Regions from separate parts of the Homo sapiens genome. Here region 1 is linked to region 2. A link is an interaction called in ENCODE POLR2A ChIA-PET data of the cell type or tissue named here. Cell type or tissue: PC-9. All regions are shown on one strand.

Region 1 (2,500 bases), 94 kb before region 2:
TCAGGTGAACTCACTGAGGATAGGGTGGCTCCTCATTCATCTCTGTATCCTCAGTGTCTGGCACAGGAACCTGAGTGGAGCACTGTAAATATTAAAATAGAATTAGTTTCTACCAATTACTAGAGAGGTGGAAAGGAAGAAACATCTGGGTCATGTAGGAGATGCCAGGCTGTGACATTTGAAGTTAACTCTGTAGGACTGATGGATTTTGAGCTCGGAAGTACTGTTTCAAAAGTGGCTTCTTAAGCACTGTACAGAATGGATCAGTGCAGAGAGGAAAGTGAAGTTGGGTCAACCAGTTGTAAGTTTGTCTGGCATAATAGTCTTCTCTTGCTTGTTCAGTTATGGATGGGATAACTAGATGTTTTTTATTTGAAAAGATGAAGTCCTCCTATTGTCTCACACTACACATCTCTTAGGTGTAGCAACAAGATTTGCCTGAGAGATGGGAGCAGCATTTTCATGACATGCATCCTAAGCTTTTGAATAGCCAGACAGATGGTACCCTGTTACCTGTGTGAGGGCAGTTTCCACCCAGAAATTCAATGCATTAGTTGTTGTGATCTCCCTGTGAATCCTACAGTAACTATTTGTCACTTGGTTTTAAAGAATTCTGTTATAATAATAGGGGAACGGGTGGAATACAGTTGTTGTTGAGTTGTTGCAAGCTCCTCGAGGGTCTGTTATTTGATGGGGAAACTCATGCTGCTGGTGGCATCAGGGCACATCCTGGTGTGGTCATGAGTTTGGTTAGGAATGGAGGAGAGGTTTTTGATGGGTCTAAGATCTGGAGACCCGGAATGCTTAAAGCCTGCCCCAAACCAAGGGTCCCCACCCTGTGAAGTTCCTGAGGAAGATATACAACTAAAGAACAATGTGAATGTGGCCAGGTGCAGTGGCTCACGCCTGTAATCCTAGCACTTTGGGAGGTCAAGGCAGGTGGATCACTTGAGGCCAGGAGTTTGAAACAAGCCTGGCCAGCACAGTGAATACTCTACTAAAAATACAAAAAAATTAGCTGATGGTGGTGGTGTGTGCTTGTAGTCCCAGCTCCTCAGGAGGCTGAGGCATGAGAATTGCTTGAACCCAGGAGGCAGAGGTTGCAGTAAGTCGAGATCGTGTCACTGTACTCCAGCCTGGGCAACAGAGCAAGACTCCATTAAAAAAAAAAAAAAAAAAGAGCTGTGAGAATGTGAAGCAGAATGTCATGTTACTTTGTTTGCCTGGCTAGTACCTGAATAAGTCCTAAGCTTTTTGGAAGGCTGGGCTGGCACTGATGGTCCATTCTCAGGGTCTGCAGGGTTAGTCTTATCTGCTGAATGTTGGTAAGCAGCCCAGTGCAGGTATGAGATGAAAAATGTTGACTAAGCTGTTCTTTTAACACACAGTTGTCCCTGCCCATTAGGGATGGTCTTACAAGCTGGTTCTTCCAGTAAAGGTCTGGAACTCTGACTCAGTCAGGTTTGGATTTCCCCCTTGAAGAGGATTGTAGAGGACAGAAATGTGGAGTCTTGAGAGCATCCACTGATGAAGGCCTGTCAACCTCTATCTACCTTTCAAGAAGCCAAAATACCATGCCATTTTTGGCCAGGATGTAACCAAGAGGCATAGGTTTGTGATTGAAGTAGCTATAAGGATATCTCCATCTGTCTTGCTTAACTATAAAATGTAGTAAAGTAAGGGAGAGTGTGATCAGACAAAGGGAGAGTTGAAACATTAAACCTCCTGGATTTCCACTTCTTTGCTTTAAAACAGAGGTACTAACACCGTGCTCATAGGATCATTGTGAGGCCTGAAGGAGATAGTAGATATTAAAGAGCCATACTCAGGCCCTGGTGCCTGGTCACTCAGGCCTGTGTGACTCATTTCTGATGGTGACAGTGCCCTGCCATAGTAGGTGACTTTCTACCACTTAGCATGTTGCACTGACTCTTGGTGCCCAGGTGGCTGGCCTGGTGGGCGATAGGGAACCTGGATGGCCATACCAGCCAGCCGTGTGAGTTTGTAGGTGGGAACTTCTAGACTTAAAGCAAATGTGCAAGGATTCAGTGATCTTTTCCTCTATACTGTGGTGTTTGAGAACTTTTCCTTTTAGGAATAGTTTTGAAAATTGCATGTGTGGGTGCAGTTTAATTATAGTCTCATTTTTCAAGTACAACTGTAGAAGAGTTTGTTTTTTTCTTTAGCCACGCATCAGTGTCTTCAAAGAGCTCATCCCAGCCTGCAATTTCCAGGGTTCTGAAGTATTTTTAAAATAAAGTTGTTAGTCTCTTTGAAATCTAGGCTCATGTGCTTCCTTTCAAACAGCAAATGATAACATGCAGGAAGAGAGCAGAGCGTCTTTTGCCCAGCTACATTCTGAGCTTTATTTTGTTTTCTTTTGTCATTTTTTTAAATCATTTCCCCTGCTGTAGACAGTGGGTTTTTCAGCTGTACTCATGTACTCCTTTTCCTAGTTTTAATCCTGCTTCTGAGACCCTTCCTAAAGAAATAATTAAAA
Region 2 (2,500 bases):
GGGCGCTTGGGAGACAGTAGGGAAGGCAAGAGAAGGATGGGACCCATGATATGAGTCAGTTAACCATATACCATTGTGGTATAACACACAAGCTCAAAACTCAGTGGCTTAAAACAAAAATGATTCATTCTCATGGATTTGTGACTTGGCTGGGATGAGGTGATCCAGGCCAGGCTTGGCTGAGAGTGGGCTTGTTCCATATGTTTCTTGCCTTCCTCCTGGGGGACAGTGGCCTAGCTTGGGCATGTCTTTCTCATGGCGTTGAGAGAGGTAGCTTTGTAAGACTTAGGTCAGTCACATCATGCCTGCTAACATCTCATTGGTTAAAGTAAGTCATAGACCCAAGCCTAGAGTCATGGGATGGGGAATTTGCCCTTACCCCTTACCCCTTCCCTCCTTGGAATAGGCAGATCCCACAAAGTTACATGTCCAAGGGTCGTAATATAGGGAGAGATGAAGAATTGGGGCCATTAATACAACCTTCTTCAGTAGGGTTACTGGTTGCTCAAGCCTACTGTTTACAGACCTGGCAGTAAGTAGATTTTGAATTCCCCTATTCTGTATTCTTCCTCCTGTATCTTGGGGCCAGGAGATAACTCTGCCCCTACCTCCACTCACAAGTTTCCCCAAGCTGGTTGATTCCATGACAGGCAGTGAGAGGCTGCCCAAGTCTCCTGGTCTTTCTCTTTTTTTGTGCACTGAAAGCCATGTTAGAGTGAAGGTTAAGAAAAGTTAAGCAGAGACTAAGGATTCGAGAGTATGGGAAGAGGAGATAATACTAATACTAGTGATAAAAATGGTAATACTACTGCTACTACTAATAGTCCAAAAACAAATAAAACCACCAACAATGAAGGAAGAGCATTATTCTAGGAAAAAAAGATCAATTTGCTTTAAGAAAGAACATCTGACCACTTTCCTCCTATGACCATTTTGTCCCAGACCCATACAGTTCTGCTGCTGGACATTCAGATGCTACTGCATTATGTTGTGTTGGGAGGGAAGATGGAGTGTTTGAAGGGCTAGGGGCAGTGCTTGAAGGCTCAGAGAGAAAGGATCATGAACTAGGAAGTGCCAAAGGAAAGAGAAGCCTGGCCTGGAAGAGGGGAATCGTGAGTGGATTTACCACTAATATGCTATGCACACTGAATATCTCACCTGGTACTCAACATCCATCCTCATCCTTTTCTATGTAGTTTCCAGGAAATCTAATAATGGCATTTCCTTGGCTCCTTTGCAGCTAGGTCTGAATGTAAGTTGTGTGTTCCACTGATGAGATGCACTCATGTGAAACTTTGGAAGGCAAAAGGGAGGAGAAGGAGACAATTTTCATCCTGCTATTGCTGCCCATAAGCAAAGTTATAGAGACTCGCATGTTTGTAGCAGGTAGAGTTAGTATTCCAGGTTCTACTCACCAGCTCAGAGGGGTAAGAGCAGATGTGTCAGCAGCAGTGGCAGTGACTTTCTGCTTTTTGGATGTCAGCTCCTTGTTGTGTCTAGTGAATCCCCTGTATTAAATTCCTTCCTGCATGTGAAACACCGAGGATGGTTTCTACTTCCTGTCCTGGACTCGTGAGATCTTTGCCAAGTCTCCATACCTCTGGAGCTCATGTAATGAGTGGTGTGGGTGAGAGGTTAACAATGCACTTTCCCGTTTTGCATGAGATTTGACCTTTCATTAACTTGGTAGCTCTGTTCCTCTGGTAACTGGATAAAAAGGATATGTCAACCTTGTTACTAGGCAGTATTGCTTGTGGCAGAAATGATCCCTTATTGGTAAGCTACTTGTGACTGGGGAGAGTTACCTGATAGGAGGCCATATTTTTGAGCTTCTCTGAGTGCCATGACCCTGGCCCCAGAAGTAGTTACAAGGGATATTAGCTCATGTGGGGCGGGCAGGTTCTCAAGCCGGCCTGATGTGGGTCTTGTCTCCCTGCACTTGAGCTATATTGCTTTGTGGGCTTCTTCAAGGGCTCCTGTAGTTTAGGAACCCTTGATGCCATCCTGTTGGTGAACAGTGTCCCTATACCCTTCTGAGTAGACTGAGCTGAAGATGACCTATGATAGTCTTGTAAGTCACTAAAGTTGGACCTGAGAAGACTCCATGGTGGGCCTTGCAAGGGAAATTCAATGAGATGGAGTCTCTTATTGCCATTCTAGAATTTCCTCTTTCTAGGGATGAAAAACTCACCAGCCACATTGTAACCCATCAACTCAAGTTCTCAAGGAAACAGAACCATAGGCAGCAATTTATATATAGTCATTTCTTGATATCAGTGGAGAATTGATTCCAGGACCCTGACAAATACAAAAATCTGTGGATGTTCAAGTCCCTGATATAAAGTGGCATGGTATTTGCATATAACCTATGTACATCCTCCCACTTACTTGAAATCATCTCTAGATTATTTATAATACCTAATACTATGTAAATGCTATGCAAATAGTTGTTACAGTCTACTTTTTATTTGTATTATTTTTTATTGTATTGTAATTTTTT

The links. Peaks named below come from ENCODE experiments on the same cell type or tissue, not always from the same donor. Only the 100,000 strongest peaks of a DNase experiment are listed, where the experiment ranks them.
Region 1: POLR2A ChIA-PET joins it to region 2 with 10 read pairs; 2 of 35 experiments call an interaction of 5 or more read pairs at or near these places.

Annotation. Positions count from the first base shown.
Region 1 is chr9:120,423,381-120,425,880 of GRCh38, reverse strand. The region is part of intron 25 of CDK5RAP2 (CDK5 regulatory subunit associated protein 2); the gene reads left to right. Among named protein-coding and RNA genes, the nearest start is that of CDK5RAP2, 160 kb to the left of the region's middle. In PC-9, no CTCF peak of the experiment used is centred here; a DNase peak (open chromatin) is centred at 1,410; H3K27ac peaks cover 685 bases.
Region 2 is chr9:120,329,660-120,332,159 of GRCh38, reverse strand. The region is part of intron 2 of LOC105376253 (a long non-coding RNA gene); the gene reads left to right. Among named protein-coding and RNA genes, the nearest start is that of MIR147A, 86 kb to the right of the region's middle. In PC-9, no CTCF peak of the experiment used is centred here; no DNase peak of the experiment used is centred here; H3K27me3 peaks cover 1,863 bases.